Linked DNA regions of Mus musculus: region 2 is linked to region 1. A link is a loop called in an ENCODE intact Hi-C map of the cell type or tissue named here. Cell type or tissue: heart. All regions are shown on one strand. Links, peaks and the distances in the headings refer to the core of each region. The heading gives the core; the rest is flanking DNA.

Region 1 (9,929 bases), core at 2,772-5,271:
AACCAACCTGCTAAGTTTGTCTTGGATGGGCAAGTGCACTGCTAATCTTTCTCTAGAGAAATGAGACACTCAGGTGAGTGTTGATACAGAGTGGGCAATCCTGGAGGATACCAGGAGGAAGACACCATCCCGTGAGGGAGGTCCTGCTTGTCCAACCCCATATGAAATAGTGTGTTCCTCTGCCCCTGTACTGCTGCTGGAGACCGAGCTTAGCTGGAGGTGTATGACAGGCAGGCCAAGCTGGCCACCGGGCTAAGACCACGTCTTTCAAGACACCGCATAGTCTCGCTTAGATTTCTACCTCTGCTCTCTGGTTCAACCTCACACTTAGGGGAGTAAGCAAATGTTTGCATATATGTTTGCTTTTCTAAATGAATTTTTAAAATAAAATCCTTGCAAATAATAAAAATAACACACACTGAAAATAAGTTAGAATTGGCATTTGGAATGAGTACTAGCTGTTTTTGTGTGTCAACTTGACACAAGCTGGAGTTATTACAGAGAAAGGAGCCTCCCTTGAGGAAATGCTTCCATGAGATCCTACAGTAAGGCATTTTCTCAATTAGTGATCAAGGAGAGAGGGCCCAGCCCATTGTGGGTGGTGCCATCCCTGGGTTGGTAGTCCTGGGTTCTATAAGAAAGCAATTTGAGCAAGCCAGAGGAAGCAAGCCAGCAAGCAGCACCCTTTCGTGGCCTCTGCATTAGCTTCTGCCTCCAACTTCCTGCCCTGTGTGAGTTCCTGTTCTGACTTCCTTTGGTGATGAACAGCAATGTGGAAGTATAAGCTGAATAAACCTTTTCCTCCCCAGCTTGCTTCTTGGTCATAATGTTTTGTGCAGGAATAGAAACCCTGACTGAGACAGAATGGAAGCTGTGAAGGGTCATACTAAATTTTACACTTTCAACTTAGAGTAACTACAGAAACCAGCAAAGTAAAAAGGGGTCATTGCATTGGAAGCAATAGCGGGGGCATTGCAGGGGCTAGGGGGCTATTATAGGGGTGGGTGCATTGTGGGGACTAGGGAGTCATTGAAGGACTGTTGTGGAGACTAAGGGGGTCATTTCAGGAGCTGGGGGGGCATTGTGGGGATTGGGAGTCTTTGGGGCGGGCTAAGAGGGAATAGGGGGGACTGGAAGGCCGGGGAAACAATAGAGGGGCCACTGGAGGGGCTGGAGGGGAATAAAGGGGTCATTGCAGGGGTTAAAGGGGCAATAGAGAGGCCTAAAGGGTAAATGGGGTGGGGAGTAGCAAGGCACTCGTACTCTGAAGCAGAAAATGGGGACAGCAGAGTGGGAGTCTAAATAGGGACAGGGGTGGGCACATAAAGTAACAGTGAGAATGTCTGAACAAGTCATGAGGGGTCATAGTATTAGCTATCTGCCTAAAAAAGCCAATAACACCTCTAAATCAGTGTACAAATAAGCATAGATAGTTTAAATGAAAATTTCCCATCTGTACCTAAAATGTTCCCACTAAGAGTCAAAGACCATCTATGAAATACCGGAACACCAGGTGTGAGAGTTCCCCTTTCAAATTATTGGTCAAGATTGTCCAGCAGATTCCCCAAACAGACTGTTGCGATTGTCATTGGCTGCTCCCCAGAGGTGGAAGGTAAGTCCTATTGTTGAGGTGGGCATGTCTCTGTGAGTTCCAGCCCAGTATGGTCTATACATCAAGTTCCAGGGCAGCCAGAGCTACAGAGTGAAACCTCCAGGTAGCCCCTCAGCACCCAAGAACCCCCTCATGATGATCTCCCTAGACCCAGCAATGACCCTCTATTGTCCCCTAGCTCTGACCCCCACAATAGCCTCCTAGCTCTGGAAATGGCCCTCAACACCCACATGAACTTCAGTTATGGGTTCCAGAGGCTCTGAGCTGGAACTGACCTGAAGCCTCCTCCCTGAAATTAACTTTCACCGTACCAGAAAGCAGAGCAGAGCAGAGCAGAGCAGAGCAGAGCAGAGCAGAGCAGAGCAAGCAAACAAACAAACAGCAACACCAGGCCACACCTTTTCCTTATTACGAAGGTAAAACAACATTGCACGTCATACCTTTTTCAGATTATTTTAGTTTTATTTTTCGAGCTAAGGTCTCACTACATAGCTCCGGCTGGCCTGGAACTCAATGTATAGACCAGACTTACCTGGAACTCTTAGAGATCTGCCTGCCTCTGTCTCCAAAGTGCTGGGTAAAGGCACAGGAATGGTTTTTGAAAGCAGAAATCATTTTAAATGGTGTGACATGCTTGAGTCAGATTACCCCTTCACTTAGAAAACTGAATTGTCTTAGTGACAGCTTGAACTTAAAATCAGAGGCATTTTCTGAGCGTGCTTGAATCTTACTAGAATAGTATTTCAGGATATTTAAAAAAAAAAAAAACAAACCAAAAAACCTTTAGAGCCTGGTGGTGGTGGTACACACTTTAGTCCCAGCACTCGGGAGGCAGAGGCAGGCTGGTCTTTGTGAGTTCAAGGTCAGCCTAGTCTACAGAGTCAGTTCCAGGGCTACCTAGAAAAATCCTGTCTAGAAAAGCCTAAAAACAAACAAACAGAAACCAAAAGAACAACAACTCCCTTGAACAGAAATGTCAACAGCTGTAAGGATCTACTAACATACTTAGCAAAGACCGCTGAACATTCTCTAAGGGAAGAATAGAAGTCAATAAAAATGGATGAGCCTAGAACCATTATGTAAGGAAGAAGGGGGCATATTATGGTGAACACTTCAAAGTTTATCTGCTTGATCATTAATACAACGGACTCACAAGTCAGAAATAACTGATGAAGGGGGGAGGGGAGCCTTTTGCAGCAGGAAGTCCTGGTAGCTTGCCTGATTGTGGTGTGCTGGTAAATGTTTAACAACCAGCTTTCTAAAGAGAGCCGGAAGGACCTTAGCTCACGGTGGCATTTGTTCATTTTGTTGTTGATGTATTCATTAGCACCATGAGTAACTCGCTAAATAGGTCTGTAAAAGACTTGCAAACTGGGCCTGGTAGGACAGGTTTGTAGGTAAGGGTGCTTGCTGTACCAAAAGGACCCCAGTTTGATTTTTCAGCACCCATGTAAAGCCTATGGCTGCCCATGCAGGTAACCACAGGTTGGGGGTGGGGGATGGGACGTGTAGAGACAGATAGATCTCAAGAGCTCTCTAGCCAGTCATCTTAGATGAAAGGGTGGGCTTAAGATTTGGCCAGGAAAAGTGTCACAGAAAAACGGACTGTGATAGAGAAAGATCCCTAACAGTAAGTATGGAAGCACATTTGAATATAGGCATGTGCACACATAGTACATACCCCCGCCCCTGCCCACACATACCCTCCAAGGCTCATGATCCGGGGCAAGCCGTCTGAGCACATTGCTGTATTTACCCTCCACCTTCTTCCACGGGGAAAAGGATCCAGATTTTAAAAGGATATTCTCCACTCTTCCTCGAAGATAGGAACGACCGCAGGAGAGTGGCTGGCAGAGAGTGCTGGCAGAGACTGTAGGAGTGGTGACAGCCAGTCACAGGTGGTACTGGTAAGTAGCAGCTTTCTTAAAGGAGTTTCAGGCTCAGATCTCCTCTTCTACCGAGGCTGCAGCGGCCATCTGTAACTAGCCAAGAAAGAAAAGCCAGGAGACTGGCAGAGTACTCTGTTTTAATGACTTTGAGTTGTCTCACAGCCCCTGGCCTTCTCCCTTGGGTCTTCCATAAGCCATGGCTTCTTCAGGCATTGTATTAAAAGTAGGCAAACTCATTCTTCTTCTGTCTCAATGGACACAGACCTACCAAAGGGAGATTGCCACTGAACACAAAACTATTGAAAAATTTAAAAAGATCATACAGTCACTTTCAAAAACTCATTGTTCTGTTGATGTGTGTTTGTCTAAAACTCTTGGCTTGGAGACAGAAACTCCTCTAAGCACAGCACTGTGAAAATCTGGGAAAAGGCCTACCTGTTGTATGCAGGCTACAAGGAGAGGCCATGTTGAGGACCATGAGGGCATCAGCACACTTGTGGGACCAGCGGCAAGTCACTTAGCAGTTGGCACATTAGCTCTTCATCTGCAAAACAGAAATAATGACATCCATATTAGAAGGATTTATTTTTATTGTTAATTATATGTATGTATGTGGGAGGGCCTGATCACTTGCATGTAGGCATCTGTGGTGGCCAGAAGAGGGCGTCAGATCTCCCGGAGTTAGCTGTGCAGGATGATGGAAGCTACCCAGTGTAGACGCTAGGAACCAAGCTCAGGTCCTCTGCAAGGGTACTATGTGCTCCAAACTACTGAGTCAACTTTCTGGCTCCTCCGTGTGTTGCTTGAGGGATTAATAACTTGTACAGAGGGCTTAAAACAATGCCAGGCAAACAGCGAACACAAAATCTGCAGCTGTCTTCACCGCCCTCCTCACACCCGTAATTCAGTAGGTTATGGTGTCATCTAAAGATTCTGAGGATGTCCTGTACTTCATGGGGATGTGCTGAGACTGAGACCAGGCCTTTCCAGGGTTTAGTCTTGTGTCCTCCAGCTCAGTAAACTCTGCCTTACTTAGGCTTTATTGCCGTGAAGAGACATCATGACCACAGCAACTCTTATAAAGGAAAATATCTAACTGGAGCTGGCTTACAGTTTCAGAGGTCTAGTCCATTATCCTCATGGCAGGAAGCATGGCAGACATGGTGCTGGAGAGGCCAAGAGTTCCACGTCTTGATCTGTAGGCAGCAGAAGGAAGCTGTCCCACTGTGAGTGGCTTGAGCATATAGAAGACCTCAAAGCCCCACCTCCACAGTGACACACTTCCTCCAACAAGGCCACACCTACTTCAACAAGTAGTGCCACACACACCCCCAGGCCTGGGGGGGGGGGGCGCAATTACCTCCAAACTGTCCCAGCATTCAAGCGCCCCTTTCTCAAACTGTTCTTTGAGAATGGCCCTCAACTTGAGAGACCCACAAGCCCCACAGAGACCGGCAATCCACAGATCCTATCACCGTCCCATCATGTCACCCTCTCTCCTTGCTCATCACCACTCAGTGCTTGTGGTCACTCCTTTGTCTCTGCCCTCTAGTGCCTGACTCCCTTCCATCACACTCACTGGCAGAGTCCCAGCTTTTGGGACACTTAACTGGTCCGGCTTCAGTTAAGTGAAGCTGGCTGCCTGGGTTTGCTTTAAGTTTTGATGGCTAACCTCAGATGGGTACTCAGCAGTGTGGCCTGGCATTTCCACCATATTTCCCTACTTCCTGTGCTTTCTGACTCTGAGAAGATGACAGTCTGGAACTCGCCTCTCATCTACCCACTAGCCTCCCAGACACCCTGTCCCATTCTCTGGAAGCAGTCCTGGGTCTGTTCATAGAGAGGGGGAAGCAGGACAAGACCTCCCTGGCGCTCACACCTCTGCACCTGCTAGTCTGGTACACCTGGGCCTCCCCGCCTTCCCTCCCAGCCTTGGCTTCTTCTCCCTGCACTACTGTTCTGGCTTCTGATGTTCCACGAGTCTGTGAAGCAGAACTGCCCTTTCCTCTGCTAGGAGGGACGGGAACTGTATTAGTCAAGGGTTTCTGGAAGAACAGAATATGATAAATATATGTTATGAAAGGAATTTATTCAATTGGATTGTGTGAAGGGTGTGGGCAATCCAACCACGGTCATCAGCACTATAGGGAGTCATTAGCTGGCAGTACACAGGCTGGATGCTCCGTTAGTTCGAGCCTGTGGCTGAAGGCCTGGAGGAGTGCTGCTTTTCAGTGTACATTGGAAGGCTAAAGAAGCTAGGCTCTGATGGCACTGAGGAATGGAAGCAGGCAAAAACAAACAAGCCAAAACCTCAAAAGCATGAGTTATCCCATTTCTCTGGTTAGCTAAGATATCTACTAACAATAAAGGAAGGGTGACCAAGCATGCTAGCAGCAAGAAAGAGCACATTTGAGCATGGAACTGAGTAGTACAAGTGAATGTCAGACACTGGCCAGGGAGGGCCTCACGGCACGCTATGAGTGATGGCGCGGGTGCGGATGGGCAAAGCTGCATGGACGTCTCTGGGAAGGGCTGTCCAGGGAGGGTATGGCCATACACTCAGGTGAAGCTGTGTCCAGACTGATCTGCAAGATGGAGGTGGCCAGGATGGCACTGGGAAGAGAAGAGAGAAAGACTAGGCTGGGGTGGGAGAGAATGGCAAACAGAAGGTAGATTGTGCATGACCTCCATGTGGTAAAATGGTTATTCTGAGAGAAGTGGGAAGTCAGTTGATTTTTGTTTTGTTTTTTGTTTTTGTTTTTTTAACAAACAAAATGACTTTAATAATGAGGTTAATCACAATTTACAACTGTCTCAAAAATGCCCATTTTGAAAGAGTATCCAAAATTTTATTACCATTTAAAGAAATAATCTGCATGGAGTAAAATAAAAATTTATAATGTGCATAGTATTAGTAACTATCATTTAGGGACAGTAGTCATGCACTAAGAAAGGCCATCTGTGGTGCTATAAATTACTTTAATGAACAGTTGCATGATGCCATTGTATATCTCCCTAGGATTTTTTTGTTTATTTTTATTATATGTGTATGGTGCTTTGCTGGTATGTGTCTCCATGTCTTCACTTATATTATGCATGTTTCAACAAGGCCTTCCCTGGTGTGTCTGGCCTGGTGCCCTGGAGGACAGAAGAGGGTATTGGATGTCCTGGAACTGGAGATATGGTTATGAGCTGTCCTGTGGTTGCTGGGAGTTGAACCCAGGACCCTCTGGAAGAGCAGACAGGTCTTAACTTCTAAGGCATCCCTCCAGACCTCCCTTCAGGACTTAAACAAGAAACATGCACTGCCTTTAGATGCCTGCAATTAAAAAAAAAAACAGCACTATTTGGATAAAATTTACAATCATAGAATGTAGCTATTCAAAATGTACAATCATATGACTTTTGCTATATCCACACAGTTGTGTAACTACCTGATTTTATTATTAATCTTATTTTGGAATCCTTTAGAGACCCTCCTAGGTCTTTCAATCCTGCACCCCACACTGTAATCCCAGGTTTTCCTATTCTGTTCCATGGCTTTGTCTACTATGAGCATCTTGCATGAAGGAAGCAAGTTCATTTGGCAGAATGTCTAATACTTGGTTGTTTTGTTTTGTTTTTGAGACAGGTCTCACAGAGGCCACGGTGGTCTTGAAGTTACTATATAGCCAAGGATGCCCTTGGACTTCTGACCTTGCTCCAGCCCAGAGGGTGGGCATTAGAGGCCAGCACCATCCCACCCGGTTTATTCTGTGCTGAGGATGGGACAGAGGCTCTCATTCCACCCTGGGAGGCAGGGGAAGTGCTTCTTTCCTTTTCTATGGCTGAGTAATGTTCCCATGTATGGATATACCTCACTCTTTTCATCTACAGAGGGTCTGTACAGGGGAGGGAAATGGCCCTGAGTGGCTTTAAGCCAGGCTCACTCCAACTGTTGCCCAAGGGACCAGAGAGCAACCAACTATGTCAAATGCTGCTTTTAAGGAAAATAAGATGAGATCCAAGAATTGACCAGTAAGTGCTCAAATAGTTTAATGAAGAAAGAAATTTAATTAGCAGGAATATTCTTATGTATAATTTATAAATGGCATTTTATGGGTTTATGGGATTTGTTGCATTTCCTTTGAATAATTAAATATGTAATGCAGATATAATACTTAAATAATTAATAAGAATTTTAAGTGGAGTGCTAAGCATGTAAAGGTACAGGAATAATTGGAGAGTGTCATTAATTTGTAGTGGCCTTTGGTATTTCTTTATATTGCGGGCAATGATTTTTTTCTTTTTTTGGTTTGTGGGGCATTTACTCCTAGAATAGTTCTTCTCTAAACATAACTCAACATTATGATAAGTGTTCAAGATTCCATGCCAACTTCCAGAAACTGACCAAGAAAAAAAGTTGATTGTTTCAAGAAGGTGTTTTTGGTGTCTGAACAGATCAGTAAGATGTGAGTTCCTTTGTGTGTGTGTGTGTATTTTTGTTTTGTGGGTTTTTTTGGGGGGGTGGGTGGGAATAGGGGCAAAACTGTTATCTAAAAGATTGCACCCAAATTTACAGTACTAAAAGGGTATTTCCCAGTCCAAAGCCAGTCTGGTCTGTAGAGAGAGATCTCATTTCCAGGCAAACAAGAAAGCAAGGAAGTTCAGTTGTAAAGTTCTTGTCCAGCATGCATAAGGCCATGGGTTCGATGATTCCCAGAACCTTATAAATAAAAATATGTGCAGCCCTGTAATCCCAGCACTGAGGATGTGGAGGCTGGAGGAAGAGAAGTTCAAGGCCTTTTCCCCTTCAAAGCGTGTTCGAGGTCATCCTGGGCTACGAGACCTTTTAACAAACATACAAATGGTTTCTGTCATTTGCCGCAGGAAGGGTACATACTGGAAATAAATGTATCTACCTAGTAGTTAACAGGTCAGCCAATTTGAGGCTCATGCTACATGAAGGGCCGGTAAATCACTGAGTCAGTGATTGCAGGGCCTTTAAAAATGCGTTTTTAGGACGACTGAGTGGGCTCGATGGTCGTGTTCGAGAACTTTTCAGAAAATAACACAGGCTTTGGAATTTGACTGGCAGCTAGGCAGGGACTAGAGTCAGAGGAAGGCGCGGGCCGGTAATTTGGAGAGGATCCCTAAGCGGCAGCGGGCGCGCGCGGTGCGCGTGTGAGCGAGGGCAAGCGGCAGGCGGGTTGTGCGCCGGGTATTGGCAGGCGGGCTGTGGAGGCTGGGCGGTTCCGACTGCCTGACGCCAGCGCGACCAGATCAATCCAGGCTCGGGGAGCGAGCGGGCGCACCAAGGCGAGGCCGGGGCCGAGGCGCGGGGACGGCGGCCCGGAGCTAAGCAGAGCGCGGGGACGGCGGCCGGGAGCGGATCGGAGCACGGGACCCGGCGCCGGGTCTCGTGCGTCCCTGCGGATGGGCGCGCCGCCGAGCCGGTAAAGCCGAGCGTACCCGAGCCGACTCGAGACAGACTTGTCCTGTGCCGCGCGGGGCGCACCGGGACAGGGACCAGCTCCAGGGGGGGATCCTGGGCGGGCTCCGGGGGGCATCCCGGGCGGGCTCCGGGGGAGGATCGGGGACAGGCTCCGAGGGGATTCTGGGCGGGCTCTGGGGTCGATCTGGGACGGGCTCCGGGGAGGATCCGGGAGGACTCGGGGGACCCGCGCTGAAGGAAATCTGGGACGAGCTCCGGGACGCAGTCCCCCCCCCCCCCCATGATGGCGCCTCGCGGCCGCGAACCTGCCGCCAGACCTCCCTGCCTCCCCGCGTCTTTGTCGGGCGTGTCCAGTTCTCCGGGGACCCCCGTTCCGCATCGGGCCGCAGCCCCATTGTGTCCCCGCCCCGGCCTGCGGACCCTCGCGGGGACAGCGCTGCGCTCAGCTCGGGTCTCCCTGGATGGACGCGCGCACCCCTGTGGGTCCCCACACAGCCTGATTTGGGGATCGGGGTTAAGGAAAGTTCGTAGCGTAGTTCCCTCTGATTTATTCAAAGGTCTGGCGGCCTCGCGTCTCCCCCCCCCCCCCCCCGCCCCCTTCCGCCTACACCCCCTGCGTCGCCCAGTGTCGCCTCATTCCTTTCCCTTTACCGGATTCGATTGCCTCACTGCGCGTTCCGAGCGCCGAGAACAACTGTTCTCGTCCAGACCGTCTTTGTTAGTGTTTCTGTCGCGGGGTGGGGGCGGTGGGCGTGAGAGCGCGGGCCTGTGCAGCCGCTTTGCGGACTGCGTGCGAAGGCTGCGGGGCCAGCGTCTCCCCGAGGTGCTCGGAGGAGCCAGGAGGGACCATCACCGGCTACATCCAGACAGTATGGTAGTCGCGGCTTTTGTTTATTCGGAGGCACATGTAGTTTTTCTAAATGCACGGTACAAAGTAATCCAGCCAAGAGCTTTCCATCTGAAAATCGCCGCCTATGCCACAGCCATCTAAGAG
Region 2 (9,929 bases), core at 4,774-7,273, 85 kb before region 1:
AAAACACAAACACACACACACACACCACCACCACCACCACAACAACAACAATAAACCAACGCATAGGAAACATCTTTTAGTGGAAGCTGTAGTGTGCCACAGTGTTTTCTACAGTATACCCCTCTATCCACACATTTCTATTTGCAAATGTTCATTGCAATGAGTCATTGGTCTGGTTCATGTCTCTCTGGCTTCTGTAACACCATCAATATTGGATCCTCACCCTAGCTCCTCACAGTTATCCTGTTGGTACCCTGTGTCATGAAGATCCTGCAGCTTTGGAACAGCAGGACTGGCCCTTTCACATGTCCCAACCGTTCACAGATGATAAAGGTTTGGGCGAGGGGTGGGCAACTCAGAGCCTTGGATCTGGGCCTGGGTGGTATCTGAGTGCTAAGGCCTTGGTAACTGCTGCCTGTCTAGACAGCCATTTCATGCTGATATTACTGTTACTAGGAAACTTTCTCATGAAAGTTGATTGCATATTATGTTATGGTCTATGTGTTGATGTTCTTGGAAACCAATCACAATAGAGATCTGTTAGAACTGCTTTGTACAGTTAGCTGCAATAAGCTTGGATCTGAACCACCTGCCCAGCCGTACTTCCTGCATCTATGCCTGAGCTTTTTTGGTCTTTGCCTTTATAAGCTGCCCCTGGGATGGACCCCAACATAAGAGAGACACCTGCACCGATATAAGAAGCTATTTGGAATAAGACTTCAATTTTGAGTAGGGGTCAAATAAAGTTTTAAGTTCCCAAGACCTCCCTGGGAATTGACATCCTACTTGGCAGAAAGAGACATGTACGTGGGTAACTGAGACCCCTGTTGGCAAATTTGGACATAAATGTTAGACAGGGCAAGTCACCCCACCACAGTGAAATACCCCTACCAATGAGAACAGGGTAAGTGAACCACAAAGACATGTTCCTAAGGACGGTTCCCTATCCCTAAATCCTGATTGGTGAAATAACTTGGCACAGATGTTGTGTATTTCAAGTTTAAAAGCCATGTAGGATCCTGGTTCAGGGCTGAAGTCAGCTCCCTAGTCTGGTTTGTGGCCCTGATCAATCAGTCCTGGGTGAATTCTCAATAAACTATCCCTGTCTGACTAAGATGGGTGTACTCCTTAGGAGAGGCTCAGGACCTGCTCTCCTGAGTGCTGCAGCCAACAAGGGACAGGGACAGCTCACCAGTTCCCAGGGCCCCAGTGCCAGTTCTTCCAACTATAGCAGGTGGTGAAGGGCAGGAGGTGGGGACGGCCTCACCTCATAGCCGCACCACCTCACAGCAGATGAGTAGCAGGGCCAGCTCTCCCTCCTCTGTTCTTGGGGTTGGCTTACCTACTCCTCCTTAATCAGGGTCAGCTCTACTGTGTCAGCCAGGCAAAGTGCAGGGCCCACTGTCTGGAGTGCTGTGGCTGGCAAGAGGCAGGAATAGCTCTCCTGCTCTGATGACCACAGAGCCAGCTCTCCCAACTGCTGCAAATGGTGAGGGCCAAGGGCGAAGGAAAGGCATCACACCCACACTCAAACCACCTCATGGCAGATGGCAGGTGAGTTGCTTGAGCTCTCATCCTCAGAGCTGGCTCACCTGTGCCCCTGTCCCCAGGGTCAGCTCTGCTGTGCTGTACAGGCAAGGTGCAGGGTCTGCTCTCCTGGGTGGTGCAGCTGGTGAGGAGCAGAGCTAGCTCACCTAAACCCATGACCCAGTAGACAGCTTTACTGACTGCTGGAGGTGGCAAGGGGCAGTGTGGGGTATCACCTCTGAACACATTGCCACCTCCTTCCCCAGCAGTCAAGTGTCAGGGTCAGCTGTTCCACTCTCACACCCTTGGGGCTGGCTTACCCACACCCTGCCACTAGGAATAGTCACATTGTGCTGCCTAGGTGAGACACAGGGCCATCTCTCCAGAGCACTGCAGCCTGTGAGGAGAAGGGCCAGTTCTGCACATTCCCATGGCATCCATGCTGCTGCCTCCCCAACCAGCAACATCCTCATGCTCTCTAGTGGTAATATGCACCATACACGTCGACACTAACCCCTGCCACTGCATAGGCATGGACTGAGACATGGCCCTCAGGTGACAGGGCTGGCCACTCACAGCAGACTGCTCCTCTCCACCCTCCAGTCTCCAGTTCCATCTCCATAATGCTCAAGCTGCTCCACTTCTTTCTCTCTCATCTGACCGGCACACATACACACTGTGGTGTCTCCTACTGCAAGCTGGACACACAGCTGGTGTGCCCTGGGTGATACTTCCCTTCCATGCTGGTGGCAGCATGCAGGTATCTATGGGACACCTGTGCTGTGTGCTGAAGAGCAGGGCTGTGGGTGGCACGGAGGTCCATAGGTCTCTGTCTTCCTCCTCCTTCCCTGGGCTGCATGGATTTGATTTGGTTTAATTTGATTTGATTGAGTCCTAGGCATAAGACAGTTTTGGCCATCAAGGCAGGCATCAAACTAGGATAAACAGAGGACTGCCATCTGTTCTGCCCCTGACTGATAAAAGAACACCACCACCAAGGTATCTCTTTGCCCATTGCCAGTGGTGAGGAGATATTAAGTTGTTTGTTTGCTTTTTGGAATTACATGTATTTATTTTGGGAAAGGTCACCTGTATGTCAGAGTGCACATGTGAAAGTCGGAGGACAACTTGCTGAAGTCTCTTCTCTCCTTCTATGTGGGCCCCAGGGATCACACTCTGGCCATCAGGCAAGTGCCCTTCCACTGTGCTGTCTCCTGCCCCATTTTGCTGGTTAGATTTTGGCATAGTGCTCAATTTGCGGCTTACATGGAAACCCTCTTCCTCTGGTGCCCTAGGACCACAATACAAGTCACACGTCATAATCTAGCCCCAGAACTCTTTGTTAAGTGTCTAACTTGGGACAAGCAGCTGAGGTGACTATTTAACACATCAAAGCAGATCTGACCTTCATGTTCTCCCGGTGTCCCTAAATGTACCTACCTGTTTCTCTCTACTCTGAACTTTCCAGCCTGGCGGCTTGGCTGCTCTTCCGCCAGAAGCTCTTTCCAATATAATCCCGACATTTTGGTTACCTCCTGTCTCTGTGCCCCCCTCTCTCTTCTTCTGGCTGCCATACTTGGTTCCTCTCTGTCCCCCTGCCCCGTTCCCCAGATGTGCCTGCTCCTGGCTAAGCTCTCCCACATATCTATAATAACCCCGCCTCCCACCATACCTAGGAGCCATGTCCTTTCCTTTCCTTTTTACCTCTTCTTTCTGTTCACTTGACCTGTCTGTGTTGTGTGGTCTGAAGGCCACCCTCAGAACTCAGGATATTACTCCTACTCCATTTCCTCTTCCTCCCTGACTGACACTGATTGCTGAAGGGACAAATGGGAACCATCTGGGCAATGCTTCCTTGTGTCTATGGGGACAAGAGACAGAAGGACCTCAGTAGAACAAATGTATAGTTTGACACTTGGATGCGATGACAGGCCCTTGGCTTCCTGGCTCCTCCAAGGGCCAGCATCTGTTCAATGATGCATAACTCAAGGGAGTTGAAGTGAAAGGCTGGTCTTCAAGCCTTCAAAGCGAAGAAGAACCCTCCATTTATTCTACTGCTCCAATTGTAGTGTTTGAAATGTGTTTAAGGGAAGGTGGAATTTTTAATATTACCTTGAAATTACTCCTTTTCTTCTTTTTCTTCTTTATCATTGTCTGCAGCTTCTGCTTCTGCCTCTTCCTCCTTTTGTTTTTGAGAACTAGCTAGCCTTAAAGTCCCCTGTACAGATGAGGGTGACCTTGAATTTCTCATCGAGGAGTACACCACCAAATTTGACTACTCCGCTTTATAGAAGCAAAGCACTGTCTCTTTCACGATGAGTCATAAAGGCTCGTAAGCTCTGGAATGTCCAACAGCAGACGTTTGACACAGAACACTTTTCTGAAGCAGAGTTTAAAATGTGCCGGAAACACATTGATCCCCCAGCCAGGCAGTGCAAGGTTTTTGGGATGGTGTTGTCTAGGTTAGAAGCAGAGTAGGAAGGGAAGGAGAGAGAGTCAAAGGGCGGCAGGTCTGAGGCTATAAATACATATTACAGTGCTGAGGCAGCCGCAGCATCCCAGGTAGAGGGCAGACCTCAGATCATTCGCAGATTCTGCTTAGACATGCCTCTTTCCTCTTTTCCCTCTTCGCAGCCAGCAATTAGACTCTTTTCCACCCATTTCCAGCCAGAAAAGCTTAAGAAATACCACCGGCTCTTGATTTTACCAGTTTAATACTAACAGGAAATAAAGATAAAAGAATGCTTTGCCCCCCAGGGTTCCAGATCTCCAGAATAGGATCAAGAAATGGGGGTGTGGTGGATTCTTTCTCAGTTGCTAGGGAACATTGGGGTGACGTAAACGCCACAACAAGGGTCGTCAAGCAGATGGAGCAGATCATTAACTGACCTCCTGAGTAGTCAGTCAGTTGAGGACCTGCAGTGATATGCATAGCTTTGTTAAGTGTGGGAAGGAGAGATTTCCCAAGGAGTCTAAGCTACAGTCTTCTATTAGAGGCAGATTGCTGTATTAGACAGGCTAATGATAGGATTTGGCATAAGGTTATCCATTCTTGCTCAAGAAATGAATATACATGCTTGAACGCACTTTATTAGGAAAGACTAAATTACTCAAATGATGATATTCTTGATGCCTGATGTGGGTAGGTAATTTATACACAAAAAATACGAATTAATAAATGACATAAAATGAATCAACTTCACTCCTATTTATTGAGTACTTGTCACGTTCAGGCCAAAGGGAAAACACAAACTGCTGTTTGAATCAAAGACCTGCCAGGAGCTGGTTATGTAAGATTACAATGGAGCTGAGCAACTCTGGTCACCCGATGACGTCACTGTAGTCACAGTGTCCTGGCAGAGCATCATCCACTGTTATAGTGATGCTGTCGAGGACAAGACCGCTGTGATGGCAGCTGTGAGCATGCAGAGATTGATACAGGTAACAACAGGCTGTGCTGCATTTCCTTGCTATAGTACGCAACAGTAGTGCGGTTAATCCTCTCTTAACTCTCCTTGTGCTTCTTGCTACCACTCCAATGTTGTGGATTCTTGAATGAAATACACGCACTCTTCCACAAGAGGCCTACACACCGCCGCGGTTGCCGTCACCTTGTCTTTAGTGATCCCTGAGAAGTCCCAGCACATTTTGCAAGTGATCAACACCAACATTGATGGGTAGCAGAAAATAGCCTTCTCCATCACTGCCATTAAGGGTGTGGGGCGGAGATATGCTCATGTGGTATTGGGGAAAGCAGACATTGACCTCACCAAGAGGGCTGGAGAACTCAGGGAGGATGAAGTGGAGCGAGTGATCACCATCATGCAGAACCTGCGACAGTACAAGAACCCAGACTGGTTCCTGAACAGACAGAAGGATGGGAGGATGAGAAGTACAGCCAGGTTCTGGCCAACAGTCTAGACAACAAGTCTAGTGTGAAGACCTGGAGCGGCTGAAGAAAATTTGAGCGCATAGCTGTGCCACTTTTGGGACCTTCGTGTCCATGGTCAGCATATGGGCAGATGGCAGGGGCTGTACTGTGGGTGTATCCAAGAAGAAATGAGTCTCTGGGCCTTTGCTGTTAATAAGTAGTCTATATACCTAAAAAGAAAGAAAGAGAGAGAGAGAGAGAGAGAAAGAGAGAGAGAGAGAGAGAGAGAAAGAGAGAGAGAAAGAAAGAAAGAAAGAAAGGAAGGAAGAAAGACAGACACACAGCCTTATTTTTAATATACCCTAAGCAGCTCAATGGCTGGGCCACTCCCAAACTTCCATGTTGCTAACACCTCCCCTCCAATACTCCTGAATTATTACTTACTAAAATCTATATTTCCTCTCAGACCCAGTTGACAAGGGCCCTTAGGGCTACTTTTCCCTGGCCCTTATATGATTGTTCCTCTGTTTTCTGCAGCTCCCCTGCCTGATCCTTCTGATTTCCCAGCATGGCGATTCTAAATCTTTCTTATTCCCTGGGTTCCCTTGCCTGGGAAATGTCTTCCTGCCCAACCATTGGCTGCCAGCAACTTTGTTTACCAATTATAGCCAACTTGGGGCAGAGACCCTTGCATCTTACATGCAGATGTGCTATTTTGGAACCCAATAAACATACTATAGGCAATAAGCCAAATCCACAACATTAGTATACTTTAAAAATAGATTTGTTTTTATGTATTCAGTGTTTGCCTGAATGTATATATATGATATCACATGCATGCAGTGCCCATGGATGCCAGAAGAGGGCATAAGATCCCTCTAGAACTGGCAAGGTGGTTGTGTGTCATCACGTAGGTATATCTCTATAACCCTACAACATACTTTTTTATCATTTGGAAAAGAGATGTGGAATAACAATGACAGCTCCTACAAAGAGCTTTTCACCTGCAAAGGAAAAAAAATCGGCACAAACTAGTTGGTTCTCATTGCAGTGCTTTGAAGCAGAAAGCAAATATAACGCTGTCTCTGTTTTATAACTAAAGGATCCTTGGGAGATGGTGCAGACTTCCCTGGGTGGAGTTGGCCCAGCTCTATCTTCTGATTTCCCCATCACTTGGGCGTTATTGCTAATGTTGTTTGACATTCACAGTCTAACAACACTGGGGAACTCTGAAGTCTGGGGAGGGGATGTACTGCACTCAGGGCAAATAGGAAATCGGACTAAGTGTGTATGGATGAATGAGACAGACCTTGGTCAGAGTCCCAGCACTGCTGCCTGCCCTATGACCCCAACTGCAGGTTCAGTTTCCTTGGCAAATAAGTGGTGAGTTTGTACCTCTTCCTCACTATTAAAAAGCTCTTTGCTTCTGCTTCAGCCACTTCCTAAAGTTTCCTGGGACCTAGCTTCTCCTGGCTTTGCTCACCCCAGAGCCCATTGCTGCACAGCTCAGAGCCAAGGCCCAGGTAGAAGGGTTTCTGCCCCCATCTCCTCATCCAGGCAGAACTCTAAATGAAGTGCAGCCCTTCCTAACCCCAGCTGTTTCTAACACCGCCTCTGTTCTCGGTGTTGGAGAGTAGAGGACCAGCAGCAGTCTTCAGGAAGAAGAAGAAGCAAGAGAGAATTTAGGAGCATTTTTAATTTTGTTTTGTTTTGCAAGGTGGGGAGGGGAGGAACTTCTGAGTTATCTGAAGGATTTCATGAGCTTGGATATCAATCTGACATCTTTATTTGTCTATATGTTTGCTTAGTTCTGTTTTTTATTTAGCAAATAAGTTTTGAACGTGTTGTGACAAGTCCCAGGGAGACAATGAATGAGATGGAATTGTCTTTCAAGATGTTCACAGCCTAGAGAAAGAAAAATAACTACAAACATAAAAACTGGCTTTTATATGCTAGGAAGAGTTCATGCACATGAGGCATACAGAGGAGAGGCTAACTGGAAGTGGGCAGGAGAGATCAGTGGGTGCCGGGTTGAAAGGGCCTTGAAAGCTAAATTTGTTAGCAGCAGAAAGGTGCGACCAAAGACTCTGGACTGTAAAGATTACAAAAGTCTCCACTGTGCCTCAGCCTGACCTTTCACCAGGTCAGATGAGACCTATGCCTACTTGACTAGAAGTCACGGCATCGTGACATACAGTGTTCTCATGTTCAGCTAACCTCTGGCTGAGGCTTGTGTGTTTCCTCTAACTCACAGCACCATGTGCAGTTTTCCTGACAACGCTGTCAGCGTTTCCATTTCTGGGTCTGCTTTAGTAACTAATGATCATTGGCTGTATGACTGAGTGCAGGCCATTTTCTAGAACACTCTGGTTTGGTGGAATAATTTGCTGATATTTTTGGTGGTTTGTCTTTACTCTCTTTAGAGGTAAATTGACATTTTACTGAGGAAGAAGAGGCTGTGAAAACATTTGGGGACCTCTATATGCTTACAGAAGTGTCCAGTGGCGGTTAGTGTATTGTGACTGGATGGCGAGATGCCGTGATAATTGGTAAGGCATGCTCCTGGACGTTTCTATGTGGAAGACTGGTGTGTGGCTCAGTGAGATGGGTTGGACAGAAGCATCCTGAATGTGCACGGCATCAGGCACTAAGATGAGCTTATGAGCTTATTAGAAACAAAAAGATGTAGAGGAGAGGGGAAGGCTGTGCACACATAAGCTTTCCCCTAGAGTGGATACAGTTTTGGCTGCCCTGGTCACGATCATGGCTGTCAGGTTCTAGCCTGTGAACACTGACCCACACCAGCAGCTCTTCAGGGCTTTAAAATTTAATAGATGTCATTGTAAAAGCACAGCTTCAGGTTAAGAGGAAAGATGGGCAGAGAATTCAGCACGTTCAGAATCCCCACTGACACACGTGAGCCTTTACTAATCTCTTGTCTTAGTTTGGTACATTGGCCACCATTAGTGATCCACTACGAATACGGTCTTTAAAAAAGATTTACTTTTATTTTATAGGTAAGAATGTTTTTCCTGTCTGTGAACCATGTGAGTGCCTGGTGGCCACAGATCCCACTGAACCGGAGTTATAGATGGCTATGACCCAAAATATTGGTATTGGGAGTCAAATCTGGGTTCCCTGGGAAAGCAGCCAGTGTTCTTAACTAAGCCATCTTTCCAGCCCTGGGTGACGCGTTCTGCGAAGCCCAGCTCGAGAGTGTGTTGTGATTTCCCTCATTTCTGCCCCTGTTCTGGTTCTGCTCTTTTACTTCCTTGTCACCTCTCTCTAAGCTTCTCCTGGCTGTGAGTTTCTCAGCCTGCCTCTTTACCCCTTGACCTTGACAACTTTGAAAGGTGTTAGTCAGATTTGTTTTAGGACATTGCTTTGTGGGAAGTCATCTAATGCTTTTCTCCTAGTTAGAATTTTGAAAGGAAGATCATAAAGCAAATGCCTTAAAAAAAAGTTCTTTTATTTCTTTTTATACATCTGTTAAATGTGGATTCATTGGGAACATCTGTGCGGATTCTGGACTCGGTGTGCTCTCTAAACCTAAAATTATTCTTTAAAAGTGACACCTGTTACTTTAAAACACAGTTGCCGCTGCATTAGTGGTCCTTTGCTGCACATCCTTGGTCCTTTCTGTGTTAATGGGTTTAGCTGACACTGTTACAGCAGAAGTGCCAGCACCTTTCCCTCATGGCCGTGGGGGAAGGATGCACCCGTTGACCACAGCTTAAATATCTTGGGGCTAGAGGACGGGAAAGGATACAGGAAGTCTAATATTCTAGAACGCCAAAGTTTGCAACAAAATTATAGCTAATAAATTTTAGAAATTCATTTAAAAAAAACCCAACCACGTTCGAGGCCTGAGTAGACAGCAAAGTAAGCAACTTTCGTTGTCGACATGAGGACTTGCTTGTCATTTGATGTCGGGGACCAATGGTTCATTCCTTCTCTGTGACGTCAAGGCCAGAGACTAGGTGCAGCAGCTACAGTTTACCATAACCAGGATAGGTAGATACCTCAGCACAGTGTCTTTCTCCCTCACACTCACAGTTAGTCTTTCTTATGAGGTAATATGTATTTGTCATGGAAGCAGCCACCCAGAATTTCTTAGTTTTCTTTTTAGATTGTAAAAAGGAATAAAAATAAATTTGATTGTTAAATATAAAGGCATTTTTGTTTGTTTGTTTGTTTTTGAGGAATTGTGTCTTACATATTCTCTGTGTGTGTGTGTGAGTGTGTGTGCGCACACACATACACACACACACTAAGAAAATAAGATGCCCAACTAATAAATACAGACTAATTATGGTGATTGCAGGTTGTAGGATTTTCATTGGTATTTTTACTTTTTTCATAATGTACATGTATAAACCAGTGCTTGAACAAATCTTAGCAACATTTAGCAACTTTTTAGAAAGAAGAAGTAGAAAGAGTGTGGAAAAGGTGGGAGTCATTTTCTTGAGTCTCTTAGAACCCGGGGAAAGGCGACATCAGAGGTAGAGGAAGAAGGGCAGTTTCTTTGAAA

What was found. Hi-C counts contacts between places; a loop is a spot of excess contacts. Peaks named below come from ENCODE experiments on the same cell type or tissue, not always from the same donor. Only the 100,000 strongest peaks of a DNase experiment are listed, where the experiment ranks them.
Region 2: it touches region 1 in a loop (2.5-fold over the local background); 4 of 42 quality-filtered maps call a loop at or near these places.

The regions. Positions count from the first base shown.
Region 1 is chr8:79,398,260-79,408,188 of GRCm38, reverse strand. Gm51578 (a long non-coding RNA gene) reads left to right here and starts at 2,888. Exons shown (of 3, transcript XR_003947567.1): 1 at 2,888-3,087; 2 at 3,436-3,519; 3 at 7,133-7,479. It overlaps Smad1 (SMAD family member 1), which reads left to right and starts at 8,761. Exons shown (of 7, transcript NM_008539.4): 1 at 8,761-8,936. In heart, for the core only: a CTCF peak has its summit at 4,138 (motif pointing right); no DNase peak of the experiment used is centred there.
Region 2 is chr8:79,485,402-79,495,330 of GRCm38, reverse strand. LOC115487054 (a small nucleolar RNA gene) reads right to left here and starts at 2,553; the gene lies at 2,413-2,553. It also overlaps the pseudogene Gm39288. In heart, for the core only: a CTCF peak has its summit at 6,254 (motif pointing right); no DNase peak of the experiment used is centred there.